Linked DNA regions of Homo sapiens: region 2 is linked to region 1. A link is a loop called in an ENCODE intact Hi-C map of the cell type or tissue named here. Cell type or tissue: MCF 10A. All regions are shown on one strand.

Region 1 (8,000 bases):
AACAGGCAACCTACAGAAAGGGAGAAAATTTTTGCAATCTACCCATCTGACAAAGGGCTAATATCCAGAATCTACAAAGAATTTAAATTTACAAGAATAAACAAACAACCCCATCAAAAGTGGGCAAAGGATATGAACAGACACTTCTCGAAAGAAGACATTTATGCACCCAACAGACACATGAAAAAATGCTCATCATCACTGGGTCATCAGAGAAATGCAAATCAAAACCACAACGAGATACCATCTCACGGCAGTTAGAATGGCGATCATTAAAAAGTCAGGAAACAACAGGTGCTGGAGAGGATGTGGAGAAATAGGAACGCTTTTACACTGTTGGTGGGAGTGTAAACTAGTTCAGCCATTGTGGAAGATAGTGTGGCAATTCCAAGGATCTAGAACGAGAAATACCATTTGACCCAGCGATTCCATTACTAAGTATATACCCAAAGGATTATAAATCATGCTACTATAAAGACACATGCACACATATGTTTATTGTGGCACTATTCACAATAGCAAAGACTTGGAACCAACCCAAATGTCCATCAATGATAGACTGGATTAAGAAAATGTAGCACATTGCCGGGCGCAATGGCTCACGCCTGTAATCCCAGCACTTTGGGAGGCCGAGGCGGGTGGATCACGAGGTCAGGAGATCGAGACCATCCTGGCTAACATGGTGAAACCCCGTCTCTAATAAAAATACAAAAAATTAGCCAGGCGTGGTGGCAGGCGCCTGTAGTCCCAGCTACTCGGGAGGCTGAGGCAGGAGAATGATGTGAACCCGGGAGGCAGAGCTTGTAGTGAGCCGAGATCCTGCCACTGCACTCCAGCCTGGGGACAGAGTGAGACTCTGTCTCAAAAAAAAAAAAAAAAAAAAAAAGAAAGAAAAGAAAATGTGGCACTTGTACACCATGGAATACTATGCAGCCATAAAAAAGGATGAGTTCATGTCCTTTGCAGGGTCATGGATGAAGCTGGAAACCATCATTCTGAGCAAACTATCACAAGGACAGAAAACCAAACACTGCATGTTCTCACTCATAGGTGGGAATTGAACAATGAGAACACTTGGACACAGGGTGGGGAACATCACACATGGGGGCCTGTTGTGGGGGTGGGGAGCTGGGGGAGGGATAGCATTAGGAGAAATACCTAATGTAAATGACAAGTTAATGGGTGCAACAAACCAACATAGCACATGTATACCTATGTAACAAACCTGCACATTGTGCACATGTACCCTAGAACTTAAAGTATAATAAAAAAAATAAAAAAAGAAAAAGAAAAAGAGCCAGTAATATTAGCACAGACCAACTCCAGTGGCTCTAAGAGTGCTCCAAGGTGGTGGAAACTTCTATATCTGTGCTGCAGTAGCTACGAGCTGGTGTAATGATGTGGCTATTGAACACTTGAAATGTGGCTAGTGCAACCCAACAACTGAATTTGAAACTTCATTAATTTTAGTTAACTTAAATCTAAAAGATGCTCAATATCATTAGGCACTAGGGAAATGTAGATGACACCTACAGTGAGATACCACTTCATACCCACTGGATGGCTATCAAAAAGAGACAATGACAAGTGTCAGTGAAGATATGGAGAAATTGGAACTCTCATATACTGCTGATGGGAATGAGAAATGGAGCAGCCACTTTGGAAAACAGTCTGGCAGTTCCTCAAAATGTTAACTATAAAATTACCATGGGACCCAGTATTGTACTCATAGGCATACATTCAAAAGAAATGAAAACATGCATCCATATAAAGGCATGGACGTGAATTTCATAGCAGCATTATTCATACTAGGCCAAAAGTTGAGATGACCCAAATGCCTATGAAATGAATAGATAAACTAAATGTGGTATATCCATACAATGGAATATCATTCAGCCCTGAAGAGGAATGAAGTAGTGATGCTTGCTACAACATGGAGGAACCTTGAGAACGTTGTGCTAAGTGGAAGAAGCCAGATGCAAAAGGCCACATATTGCATGATTACATTTCTATGAAATGTCTAGAATAGGCAAACTCACAGAGACAGAAAGTAGATTGGTGGTTGCCAGGAGTTGGAGCAAGGGGAGAACAGGGAGTGACTGCTAATGGCCACAGGGCTTCTTATTGGAATGATAAAAATAGTCTGGATTAGATAGTGATGATGGTTGTACAACTGTGCAAATATACTAAAAACAATTGAACTGTACATTTTATTTGTTTTTTTTATTATTATTTTTGAGATGGAGTTTCACTCTTGTTGCCCAGGCTGGAGTGCAATGGTGCGATCTCAGCTCACTGCAACCCCTGCCTCCCAGGTTCAAGCGATTTTCCTGCCTCAGCCTCCCAAGTAGGTAGCTGGGGTTACAGGAGTGCACCACCATGCCAAGCTCATTTTGTATTTTTAGTAGAGATGGGGTTTCATCATGTTGGTCAGGCTGGTCTTGAATTCCTGACCTCAAGTGATCCACCAGCGTCGGCTCCCAAATGAACTGTACATTTTAAAAGGGTGAATTTTGGTATGTGAATTCTCTCTCTCTCTCTCTCTCTCTCTCTCTCTCTCTCTCTCTCTCTCTCTCTCTCTCTCTCCCCATTCTGACTAGTGGCGACAATATTGGACTATGCGCTCTAGAGTCAGACTATCTGGATTTGAATTCTGGCTTTGCCATTTGCTGTTATATGTCCTTGGACAGCTTACTCAACCTCCCCAGGCTTCCGTTTTTCTCAACTGTAAAATGGGGATAATAACTGGGCTCTCTCAAAGAGTTGTCCTGAAGATTAAATGGGCTAATATACATAAAGCTGCTAGAATAGTGCCTGGTACCCAGCCCTGTAGAAGAGTTAGCCAATACTAATCTTACTAGTGTCACAACCAGAAATCCCCCAGGGCCTCCTCCAATTGTCATCCACACCTGGACTCAGCCCCTCCCCACTCCCGTCCCCATTTGCCTGCAGATGGTTCTCTCTGCTGTGTAAACTGTTGCCATAACAACCACTCCCAGCTCCCAGCAGCAGTGACTTCTTTGGAGCAGGGTGTCACATGAAGGGTCTGGGCAGGATCACTAATGGAAAACATTTTCAGTAAACCTTGAGGTTCACTGGGCAGGAAAGTCAAGGCCTGTTGGGGAACAGAGGGCCACGTCTCCAGGCTGAGACAGGCAGGCCACCTTCTGCAGGAGGCCAGCCCTCTGAGCCCAGCCCGGAAGTCCAAGTCTTTAAATGAGAGAAGACAGAATATGTTCGAGAGTCTGCTATCTGATCCTATAACCTATCATTCTGATCCTATAATCTAACATTCACAAGGAAATGGGGCAGGGAGGTGTTTCTCCTGAGGTGGAGAAGTCAGGATAGCAAACTAGCACTCCTTCCAAACAGGGCTCGAGGCCAGGCACCCTCTCCTGGTCCCACAGTCCTCCGCATGGACCACCCTTGACCTTGGCAAGTCCTTTCCTAACGTGATCTTGTTGCTAAATATTAGTGGCTGTGGAGGTATTGCTTTCTCCTGGAACTTTAAGCTCGTCTCCCCGGCCCAAGTTTGCTGCCAAAGGCTGCACTTTTGCACACGGCTGAGCAGGGCTGAGCTGTCCTGTGACAGGCTGTGGCCTGAACTAGCCATCCGCGTGGGGCTGCCCTGTGGTCACTGCCTGCCCTCAGCTCGCTGCAGAGAGAGGCTGCCACTCCCCAGAAAGGGTCAGCCTGGGTGTGGTGGAGGGGGTGGGGTGACTGTCCTCCCAGCTCATCAGGCAGCTCCCAGCCTCAAGAACACTGCGGAGGAGCAGAGGTGAGGCCTCAGAGCACAGATCTGAACCCTGATCTATTTAATATTTCCCCAGGGGACTGGAGCAGAAAGGCCAGCTGGAGCCTCTTGGAAACTTTGGCCCTGAATCAGAGCTTGCCAAGTGGGGCTTGTGGGTCCCCAGAACCTCCCTGGTGCCGAAGGCTGGTTGGTTAATCCCAGAAGCCAGGCCCTGCTCCCTCTCCCCAAGAACCGGGTGGGCTCCCCGTCATAGATACTGCAAACTCAGGCTGTTCTCCCAGCCTGGCCACGAGGCCTAGGGTTGCGGGAAAGATGTCAGCCCTAGGAGTGCAGAGTCCTGGGAGGAAAGGAGCTGTGCTAAGCAGGAGACTGAGGGAGAGAGACCTGGGCGGTGGCTCCCGAGCCTGAGCGAGACGCTGTCCACCTCGCTGCGCTGCAGTCGCAGCAAGGCCACAGCCGGCTGAGGACCGGCAACGCCCCCTTGTGGCCATTCTCAGCAACAAGCCCCCAGAGAGCCTGGCGGGGGCTGGACTGGGGCTGGGTTCTCTTGCTGCAAGGCTGAGGTGGCTAGGTGACTTCTCTTATCCCAAGCCTGGAGATGAAGGAGGCGGCTTTTCCTGAGAACAGACTTGTGCCTGAAGAGTAGATTTGTTCTGAAGGCCAGGGACACTTTGCGTAGCCACTTGGCATCAGGAAGTCAAGCCCTGGTTTTGTAATGGACATCCAATACTGGTGGTATGCAATGAGATGTAAGGATTTTCCAAAATGTGGCCTTATGTAGCACACCCTCCACTGTGGGGGTTTGCAAAGATGAGGCCCCATCTCCATCCTGTTGAATCAGAAGCTCTGGGGGGTGACACCCTGGTATCTGCCTTTTTAGCATACTCTGAGAGAAAAGATGCTTTTATGGGCTTCAGCCAAGTACAAAACCATAGAACCAGACTGTCAAAGCTGGGTAGGGGCTTGGGTATCCTCTACTCCCACTCCCATATTTGTAGATAGGGAAACTGAGGCCCAAAGAGGGGAAGTAATTCACCCTAGCTCCCACAGCTAAGTCATGTGTGCCCCCAAGCTAGAACTCTAAAAATTATTATTTTTTATAGTGATGGGCTCTTGCTGTGTTGCCCAGGCTGGTCTTGAACTCCTGGGCTCGAGGTATCCTCCCATCTCTACCTCCCAAAGTGTTGTGATTACAGGCATAAGCTACTGCCCCTCACCCTCTTTACGTGTTCTAAGTTGTCCACCCGGCATGCCCTGCTTTACGATTCCTCTTAGCCCAGTGCCCAGTGGAGATGCATTACCGAGGGTCCCTAATCCAAGCCATCTCACTCAGTGAAAATCAAAACCGTAGGTGATCTGGAAAGATACCTGCCTGGCAGTTCCAGGCTGAGATGGCCGTGCATGCTCCTCTCTCTGGCCCCAGATTTGCTTCTATTTCCTAGTTTTTCTTTCCTTGCCTCACACACCCATGTGGCCAACACATTAGTCCTTTAGTCCTGGCTCTTTCTGGGTATGTGTCCCCATGCAGCAAACAACAGGAGTGCCATTGAGCGCTGGGCTCCAGTTCAGCCCACTCGCTGATTGAGATGGTTCCGGATTCTCTGGGGTAAGGATGAAAACCCTGGGAGCTCCCCTGGGGAGCAGGAGCACTCAACTACGAGAAGCATGAGATTTGCCATGCTGCGGGGGTTCGGTGACAACTGCCTCTGACAATATTGTGACTTAAGTGGGGGAACGAGGGAAAGATAGGATTAGTAAGAGAACAAATAGTCCCCTGCCTGCATCCTCCATGGAAATGGGGTGCCTCTGGTGTGGGGGCCTGCCAGCATCTGTTTTAGAGCTTCTCGGGTCATCAGATGGCGAAGAAAAGGATAGAGAGAGGGGATGGAGTCACTGTAGGGACAGTTACTGTGCTCTACCTGAAGGCAGAGGGGATTTGCTTGCTGGGTTATCTGTCAGTTTTCCATACCTGCCCCCAGCCACACTGTAGGATGGAGCCTTTGCAGTGAATCAGTGCAAGGTCACTGGATGCAAGAACCAGCAGAACCCTCCTAGTCCAGCTCTGAGCAGTGGGTAGAGACCTGGAGTTTATCGTTAGACCAAGGAGTGCACTGAGGTGGGCCTGCAATGCTCTCCCTGGCTGGAGTTTGAAGGTTTGTGTCCTTGAGTGGAAGAGAGGAATAAAAATGATTCCCAAAGACGTTTGACTCATTGTAAGCACCAGACGATCATCAACAAATGCTGGTTGTGAGATGTGCAGATAAACTCCCACTGACCTGGGCTTCACCCTAGGGATCTAACAGGGTCAGGAAAGATATTTTTCTCTCTCTCTTTTTGGGAGTTATTAAGAAGGGGTGTGTGTGTGTGTGTGTGTGTGTGTCTGTGTGTTGTGTTGCTTATGTTGCTTAATCCTTCTTGTTTCCAGATCATTTAGCCTAGCCTGGATTTGGGACCCAGTCCCAAACCATCCCACATGATTAATTTACATTGCAGTTCACCTCTTCTGGTGATACATCTCTGTGTGTTTCATCCCCAGCCCACAGCATGGAGTGCTGGTCTAAAGATCCCTGGGCCAAGAGTGATAGCTACCATGCCATTCACAACCTGGTGACACTGGGCAGGCCCCTCCCCTCTGGACCTGAGGGATTGTTGTTCCCCCACCACCACCCTGAAACCGCCGTGTACAAAATGAGATCCTTTCAAGTTCTGAAGTGCCATGACTTGAAAACATTCTTTCTTTGGCTCACTTCCGTTCCTTCTGTTGGTTCCCACCTCATCCAGCCACTCACAGCAGAAGCCAGTCTAGAAGTCAGGTGCAAATGCAGTCCTCTGTGGCCTCTGCCCTGAGCCAAACCACTAATGTGGGATTTGAAACACTGGTGGAAATAATTAAGATTTCAACAGTTATTCAGTTTACTTAATTGTCAGCCAATAATTAAAATTTTATAGAACTTGGGGAAATTTGACTGCCGGGTGATGGATTCCCATGAGTCTCCTTCTTCCTGAACGTCTCTGAATTTTGGGGGGTTATTACCCTCGGTTGAAGGCTCTCCACCTATTACTACATCAGATTTTAGACTGCAGGCCAGAGGGGACCCCTGAGGTTCACGATACTCCACAGCTAAGATTGGCCCCAAGAGAACGGGATTGAAGATATTGTATTGCCTCACAGCAGTGAGAGAGTGGTAGTCAGGCCTGATGACACAGAAACAAGGTTTTGTTACTACCTCATCCACCCCTAACTCCAGGTATGAGTGAGGGTCTCACCTAGCCAAAGCAAGGTTCCGGAAGAGAATGTCAGGTCCGTTGAGCTGCACCCTCCAGGGGTGTGCACCACGCCCATCAGCAAATGAGAGACAAGGGGCCAGCCTCAGTGCCAGCCCGAGGGTGCACCCGTTGTTCACCCACCTCTTTGTGCCTTCTGACAGATAAGAGCCACCATTTATAGAGCACCTACTCTGTTCCAGGCACCGTACTATAAGCATGTTTGTGAATTAGCTCTTTAAGCCTCACAGCAACCCCACCAAGTGGGTATCATGCCCATTTCCCAGAGCGGGAAACTGCAGTGAGGTGAGATGACTTGTTCAAACAAGCTGGGAAGGGGGCAGTACCAGGACCTGAAGCACAGGTCTTTCTGAATCTAAGGACTATGTTCTTGCCACTACATCACTGTCAGTTTTGCCCTAGGGTCCCAATCTCTTGATGAGCAATTTCGTAGTCCTGCCCTCCTGGGGAAGCCTGTTTCCCCTGTTCTGACACTGGAACAGAGAGAAAGACCCTTTTTACATCATCCTCACAGTGCACCCTGGGCTGTCCCTTAAATTACTTCTCTTCCTCTAGCAACGTTTTAGTCTTCTTGCTTCCTCCCCATACAATGGGAGATGTGTCCACAGAAATCTCTCTATGCATATGTCTGCAGAATTGCAGAGTTTTATGAGGGTTTCCACAAACTACAGGCTAGACCACAAGTAGGTGTGTATATCTGGAGGCATGTGCATGTATTTTGAAACACCATATTGTAGTGGAAAGAACAAGGGCTTTGGAGTCAAAAAGACTTGTGATCAGTCCCCTGGCTCAAATTAAATAACATGGAAAATGCCTCGTGGTGAACATTGAGTAGCTGGGCATTATTTGATTTGTGTGTGCATGCACCTGTCTGTCAAGTGTATTTGATTGCTAGTCCTTTCCCAAAGACCCTTGACATGGACAGTATGCTCTCTCTGTGGTCTTGCATAAGAGCCAACAG
Region 2 (8,000 bases), 260 kb before region 1:
ACTTAAACATGGATGGTTAATATGGTAAATTCTGTTAAGCATACTTGCCATAATAAAGAAAAATTGAAAGAGAAAGGAAAAAAGAAAAGAGCACCAGTGGCCAGATTGGCTTCAACAGGAAAAGGAACATGATCCCTGAGGCAGGAGGGGAGAGAGGTGTGGATAGAGAGAAGCTGGGCATTTGTATGGAATCAGGTTAAGCGCATCCAATAGTTGGCTTTCTCAGGGAAGGAAAAGGTAAGGGTGTTTGTTAAAATGCAGGAAAAGTGGGGGCCAGGTGGGGTGGGGTGAGGATGAGGAAGCACGCTCACCCATGCCTGTCTTAGGGCTCCTCTGAGTCAGGGATGCACATAAAATATATGTCTGGAAACCAAAAACAACTTAAAAACCATTCAGATCTTAACTAAAGTCCCTTTCCCCTTCTGAAAAAAAAAAAAAGTCAAAGAGGCAATTACATTCATGATGCCCAGCCTTCTCTCTGCCTCTGGATCTCACACACCAGAGCAGCTTTCCCAGCATCTTCGTCTCATTCCTGCTCCCTGCACCTGGAAGCCTCTCTCCCAGCTGTGCCCCTGCAAACCCTGCTTCCCCAGGCCCAGAGCCCATGGGAGGGAAGGAATGGGCTGAGGCAGGCAAGGCCTAGTTCCACAGAGACACTCAGGGCCAGGGAAGGATTTGATGGCTGTCCGGGGCCAGGGAGTCCAGACGGTGACCTTAGTGCAGGCGTCTGAAGCCTGAGAGAGGGGAAGGGGCAGGAGAGCAAGAAGCAGCAGGCTCTAGAGGATGATGGGTCTCACCGCGGAGCAGGCTCTGAGAAGGATAGATTGGATTTGAACAGGCAGACCGGAGGAGGGTGTGAGGACAGGCAGGTGCCATGGACTAAATGTTGTGACCCTGAAACTGTGAGGGTCACTACAACTGTGACCCTCTACAGTTTTGTTTTGTTTTGTTTTTTTCTGAGATGGAGTTTTGCTTTTGTCACCTAGGCTGGAATGCAACGGCACAATCTTGGCTCACTGCAACCTCCACCTCCCGGGTTCAAGTGATTCTCCTGCCTCAGCCTCCTGAGTAGCTGGGATTACAGGAGCCTGCCACCATGCCCAGCTAAGTTTTGTATTTTTAGCAGAGATGGGGTTTCACCATGTTGCCCAGGCTGGTCTTGAACTCCTGACCTTAGGTGATCCACCCACCTCAGCCTCCCAAAGTGCTGGGATTACAGATGTGAGCCACCCCACCCAGCCTCCCTCTAAAGTTCATATGTTGAAATCCTCACCTGCAATGTGATGGTGTTAGGAGGTGGGGCCTTTGGGAGGTGATGAGGTCATGAAGGTAGAGCCCTCATGAATGGAATTAGTGCCCTTTTGAGAAGAAACATGAGACAGATTATTTTTCTCTTGATTATGTAAGGATACAATAAGAAGACAGCCATCTGCAAACAAGGAAGAGAACCCGCACCAGACAAAGAATCTGCCAGCACCTTGAGCTTAGACTTCCCAGCCTCCTTCACAGTTTTCCAGAACTATGAGAAATAAATTGTTGTTTAAGCCACCAGGACTATGTTGTTCTGTTCTATCAGCCCCAGCTGACTAAGATTGCAGAGAAAGGCAGAGGGAGCTATGCAAGCAAAAGTTTGAAGGGGAGAAAGCAGAGGCATGGTGAGATCCTGCAACCTCTCTTTGTGGTCAGACCATAGGAGGCTGGTAGGAAGGGAGGCAAGAGAGGAAGGCTGACGTCATCGGAAAGTCTTTGAATCCCAGCTAAGTGACGTGGACCCACCCTACAGGCAAAGGCATCCTCTGATTGATTTTAGGGGATGCAGGATAATCAAACCTGAGTTTTAGGAAGGTAACTGTTGATAGCGGGGCAGGGACTGCAGGCAGAAAGGGAGGTAGGAGGAGTCAGGGTGATTCAAGTAAGCAGCAGTGATCCCTGGCCCAGGGTAGAGGCAGAGGCGTATTTATCAGATATTTATCACCCACCTGATCTCAGTCAATTTCCTTGGGGATCTCAATGCACTCATTCACACTAAAGTGTAAGTAACAAGACCTGGCTTTTACCTCCCCTGGAGCATTTATGTTTTACCAGGACAGCGTCTGGTGGTGGAAAGACAGTGGAATTTGAAGCTTTCTGACTGTTGTGCCACTAATATGGTTTGGATGTGTGTCTCTGCTCAAATCTCATGTGAAATTGTAATCTCCAGTGTTAGAGGTGGGGCCTGGTGGGAGGTGGTTGGATCATGTGGGTGGCTTTCTCATGAATGGTTTAGCACCATCTCCTTGGTGCTATCCTCGTGATAGTGAGTGAGTGATGTGAGTGAGTTATCACAAGATCTGGTTAATTAAAAGTGTGTAGGCTGGGCACGGTGGCTCACGCCTGTAATCCCAGCACGTTGGGAGACCAAGGCCGGTGGATCATTTGAGGTCAGGAGTTCAAGACCAGCCTGGCCAAGATAGTGAAACCCCATCTCTACTAAAAGTACAAAAATTAGCCAGGCATGGTAGCATATCCCTGTATTCCCAGCTGCTCGGGAGGCTGAGGCAGGAGAATTGCTTGAGCCTGAGAGGCAGAGGTTGCGGTGAGCTGAGATTGTGCCACTGCACTCCAATCTGGGCAACAGAGTGAGACCCTGTCTCCAAAAAAAAAATTTTTAAGTGTGTAGCACCTCCCCTCTCTCTCTCTTCCTCCTGCTCCCACCATGCAGGACGCCTGTTCCCGCTTTGCCTTCTGCCATGAGTAAAAGCTCCCTGAGGCCTCCCCAGAAGCAGATGCTGCCATGCTTCCTGTACAGCCTGTGGAACCATGAGCCAATTAAACCTCTTTTCTTTACAAATTACCCAGTCTCAGGTATTTCTTTATAGCAGTGTGAGGACGGGACTAATACAGCTATCAACAAACCAGGTGACCTTGGTCGGATTATTTATCCTCTCTGAACTTCAGACTCATCTATAAATGGGAACAATGACACTACCATCGCAATTGTTGTGAAGGCCAAATAAGATAATGTCAATGAAGAGAGCCCTGTGAATCATCAAGAGAGACGTTGGCCTTTTAATGAAACTGAATGAATAAAGTATTCATGGTAGAAGTTTCAGGCATGAGCAGCGAAGATGAGGCTGGTGATGTGTCTGTGTGTACTCCTGGAGGGATCCCACCTTCAGGCAGCTGACCCCCACATGAAGCTTAGGGGCTTCAGGAGAATCAACACGAGAGCTTATACACCAGGGAACAGTATTAACTGCAATTGCTACAATGCCACACTTGACATATTCAAGCCTTGGAGAAAAACTGTAAGTACGGTAGATTCTTGTTATTTGGGTAGTTACATTCTATAAAGTCTCTGGGAACCCAGAATTAGCAAGTACTGACCAATTGCTCCTAGTGGAAATACAGGATTATGTTCTTGCAAGCCTGTGATCACAATGTTTTTTATCAATTTTTAAAATTAGTTTGTGACTGGGCATCGTGGCTCACGCCTGTAAGTAATCCCAGCACTTTGGGAGGCCAAGGCAGGCAGATCACTTAAGGCCAGGAGTTCGAGACCAGCCTGGCCAACATAGCAAAACCCTGTCTCTACTAAAAAATACAAAAATTAGCCGGGTGTGGCACATGCCTGTAATCTCAGCTACTTGGGAGGTTAAGGCACGAGAATCTATTGAACCCGGGAGGTGGAGGTTGCAGTGAGCTGAGATCACACCACTGCACTTCAGCCTGGGCGACAGAGAAGACTCTGTCTCAGATAGATAAATAAATAAATAAATAAATACATAAAATCAATGTATAACCTTGTATTATATGTGTTTCTGTTTAAGGACACCTTATTTAGGCATTGTGGCACTTGTCTGTAATCCCAGCACTTCAGGAGGCCAAGGTGAGGCAGGAGGATCCCTTGAACTTAAGAGTTTGAGACCAGCCTAGGAAGACCTCGTCTCTACAAAAAACTTTTTAAAAATTAGCCAGGCACAGTGGTGAGCACCTGTGGTCCCAGCTACTCAAGAGGTCAAAGTGGAAAGATCTCTTGAGCCTGACAGGTCAAGGCTGCAGTGAGACGTGATGGCACCAGCTCACTCCAGCCTGGGTGACCAGAGTGAGGCCCTCTCTCAAAAAAAAAACAAAAAGGTGTCATATTTAATATTTATTGTTGATTCACTAACATTGAACTCACAGCCAACAGACTATAACTCATACCTGCACAAAGCTTATCTAACACATAGATTTTCTCCACAAGGCACATCACAGCCTTCTTGCACTAAGGAACGCCAGACAGCACTTCAGCACTATGCTTGGTGGCAATTTTGAACAGTAAAATCACCAACAAAAACCACAGATATGAAAAAAAAAAAAGGCACTAAATAGACCAAGAAAAGGACCCTTGCTTACTGGATGAGAACTGAAATGAGAAGCCAAAGTGTCATCTTATTTGTCTCAAGTTTTTTGACACTCTGTATAGCTGCCAGCGATCACAGCTCCACAAGTATTGATGTGGGGGTTACAAATAAATTTCAGCAAGTACACTCAGTTGCAAATATGAAATCCACAAATAACAGGGACCAACTCTGTTGCTCTCATCATTCTACAGAGCAAGAAACTGAGGCTTATCAAGATAAACATCTTGCACCCAGCCAGCAAATGGGAGAGCCAGGATTCAAACCCCATACATGAAGCTTCCACGCCCAGGATGTTAGCACTATTGCACACTATTGCTTCTTATTTCACAAATAACTCCCTGAGGCCCAGAGAGGTTGCTGAATCACCTAAGGTTCCACAGGTGCTGGGGGCAGTGTGGGGGCTGATCCCAAGCCCTGGATCCATGGACCCTCCCTTTCATGAACTGCCTGACCTGCCTGTGTTGTGCCATCTCGCCTCTCATAATCTTTCTCTCCGCCCCCACCCAGGGACCCTGGGAACAGTTTAGGGAGTGGGGAGCTGGGGTCAGACGAGTCATCCTGTGGGATGGAATCTGACTGCTCCTTAAGCAGCTCAGGCAGACATCTAGGTGGGTGAGTGCAGGTTAGGCCACCAGGGGGCAGCCCCACCCTCCCCGCACCCTACATCCGGCAGCTCCCAGCACACACAGGGCGCGCCTCGACCGCCAGAGTGGTCCAAGAAAAGGCGAAAGGACAATGGGGTAATTGATGCAAATGCACCATGAAAGACAAATTGTTCAGATGAAGTGCATTCCGGGCTCCTGCCAAACGCCCAGGGTGTGTGGAATTTCAAGGAAAAGCTGAGTACATTTAGGCCGTCTGGCTGGGCCACTGTGCCCCCTGACCCAGCTTCCAGCCTGAGCCACAGCTCCCTTCCCTGGAATGTTGCAGGCTTGGCCTGGGCTCCCAGCGGCTGACCCTGGCATGGGGGTGGGGGGGCAGTGGGAAGGGACGGAGCAGGTGGTGTGATGGGAGGACCCTGACCTTTACTGCAAAAAGGACCCTGGCACCCACGCTTTCAGACGGCCTTCGGGCCTCTCGAATAAATTCACCACACATACTCCATCCCCACTCCCAGAGCTGCTGTGAATGCTGGCACTTCCTCTTACTCCCTGGGTGGCCTCAGGTAAAGCCTTCCTTCTCTTTGAACCTGTTTTCTCATCTGTAAAATAGGGGTAATCATCTTTTGCATTTATACCCTACAGGGTTGTGAGGATCAAATGAGAAAGGTCAGGAAACTTCTGTTCCTTTCTATTCAAAGAAGGCCACTTCTCAAGCTCCACAAGAAGCCACCCAGAGCAGCCAATCTCCTGCCTCCCCCAGACTCCAGAAACCCAAAACTTGCTACCCAGCCTCACCCCTGGCTCCCTGGAGACCTCTGGGTGACCCTGGCCCCAGCACTGGCCCTGTAGAAAGACTCTCAGCCTCCCTCCCATCACAAGATCTGAACTTCCGACCACCCCCCAACGCAGAGAGGGTGGAGCAGGATCTGAAGCTGAGGCCTGCACAAGGGCCCCTTGTCCTGCTGGGCAGCCTGGCACGATCTGTCCTGTCCCAAGGAGGCTCGCTGGGACTATTGTCTTTGTGTTGTGGCTTGGGGGAGGGGCAGATCATGGTTCATCAGGGCCAGGCCAGAGGGACGAGGCTCACACTCCAGCCCATCTCCTGGAGTGGCAGGTTTTGATACCTTCCTCCCACTCCACAATGGCCAGACATGTGCCAGGATTTGTTCTGGATCCTTCCAGGCTGCTGGGTCCCATTGTTAATCAAGGTGCCTCCGCACCCTGCTTCCTGCCATTGCCTGCCTGAAAAAGCTCAGTTTCCATCTTCTATCTTGATAATCCCCATCCCATCCTTGTTCCTTCCCTGTCTTTATTATATGAATTATTTACTAAATCATGCAATGCACCTAACAGAGTACTGACCCACAATTACCTTTCAACAAAATGCTAGTACTGCCCAGCTACCATTCCAAGTCACTCAGGATAAGGATTTATTTTATTATTATTTTTATTTTATTTTATTTTATTGAGATGGAATCTCGCTCTGTCACCCAGGCTGGAGTGCAGTGGCACTATCTTGGCTCACTGCAACCTCTGCCTCTGGAGTTCAAGCGATTCTCCTGCCTCAGCCTCCTGAGTAGTTGGGATTACAGGCACTCACCACCATGCCTGGCTAATTTTTGTATCTTTGGTACAGACGGGGTTTCACCTTGTTGGACAGGCTGCTCTCGAATTCCTGGCCTCAAGTGATCTACCCACCTCGGCCTCCAAATGTGCTGGGATTACAGGCGTGAGCCACCACGCCTGGCCGAGGATTTATTAGTAAAACTCCCAAGCCTTTGCTCTGGACCCCATATTCCCATTTTTGCTCCCTTTCCCTCCTGTTGGCCCTACTTCTTCTACGGTGCCTTCAGCGTCTTCCTGCAGCTGTGCCAGGGCCAGTTTTCAGGTCCCACAGACCTGAGCTCTGATCCCAGCTCCCACACTACACAATCTGCAATTTTGAGCAAGTTACATATTAAACTTCCCTGATTCTTAATTTCCTTATCCACAAAGTGAGAAGGGATTATCTCTGCTACAGGGGGCAAGTAAGATCAAATAAGATAGTGGTCATGAAAACCTCATGAAAATTTATTACCAGGCCACACAGCAGAGATTTTATTACAATCATCAACGTGCTAATGGATGGCCTTCCCACCCACCTGGAGATAAGAGTATCCTCTTCCAGCTTCTTGGAGACTATAATAATAATTATCCTTATTATTATTAGGTGTGTAATGACTTAACTTTACTGAGAATTTTCACACCCTTCAAAATGTTACAACATTCCCAAAGAGATCCTGTGTTAGAAGAGGTAGGGGAAGAAAAATAATTTTGGAAAGCTGGAAACTTCCAGCATCACTTGGGTCATTTACAAATAATTTGTTTTCTGCCAGAGATAACCAAGGTCCTCACATCCTGGACACTTACAGTCTAGCAAGGAGAGGGCTGCTAGATTTCAGCAGCCCCGCCCTGGGGCCAGTGTACAGTTATTTCCAGTGGGTCCGGCGTTCATCCCAAAGCCCAGTATAGTCTGGGGCTAGACAAAGGCCTTTCGGATGCCAGCGACGACCAAAGAGGAGGCTCATGCACCCCAGGCAACACCCTTCCTGCCCTGGTCCTGACAGCCACACCAAGGGTTAACCAGACCCAGCCCTTCCTGGCTACTGGCAGGACAGGCAGGCTTAAGTCCCCTCAATAAACAATAGTGGGGCCACTTGCCAGCACCACACACATGAGCAAAAACTCTGCTTGGACCTGAAGAGCCCCCTCACCCCACCCCTTCCCAGCTGCTCAGGCCCAGGGAGGGGTTCGCAGTTCTGGAAAGGGTTAAGTCTGCAGGAGGTGCCTGGGACCCAGCTGTTTCCTGTGGGCAGGGGCGGGGGATTTACAGCCTCCCCCACCGTGGGGCTACCAAGCCTGTGTTGGGGAAGGATGCCTCTGAGTCCTTGCTCTGAGGCCAGACTCCCGTCATGCAGCCAGGGCCTCCCACGCAGGCGCCAGCAGAAAGGAGGGGGCAGGAAAGAGGAGCCTC

What was found. A loop is a pair of places that touch in the nucleus more often than their neighbours do. Peaks named below come from ENCODE experiments on the same cell type or tissue, not always from the same donor. Only the 100,000 strongest peaks of a DNase experiment are listed, where the experiment ranks them.
Region 2: a loop joins it to region 1, with 2.7 times the contacts of the local background. A loop is called at or near these places in 4 of 110 quality-filtered maps.

What each region holds. Positions count from the first base shown.
Region 1 is chr1:201,700,147-201,708,146 of GRCh38, forward strand. The region is part of intron 5 of NAV1 (neuron navigator 1); the gene reads left to right. All of the region lies in intron 2 of IPO9-AS1 (IPO9 antisense RNA 1), which reads right to left. Among named protein-coding and RNA genes, the nearest start is that of MIR5191, 15 kb to the right of the region's middle. RefSeq lists an enhancer at 3,216-3,788. In MCF 10A, a CTCF peak has its summit at 4,242 (motif pointing left); a DNase peak (open chromatin) is centred at 4,225.
Region 2 is chr1:201,443,259-201,451,258 of GRCh38, forward strand. No RefSeq gene overlaps it. Among named protein-coding and RNA genes, the nearest start is that of PHLDA3, 22 kb to the right of the region's middle. RefSeq lists enhancers at 4,748-4,867, 7,938-8,000. In MCF 10A, CTCF peaks have their summits at 4,989 (motif pointing right) and 5,188; a DNase peak (open chromatin) is centred at 5,023.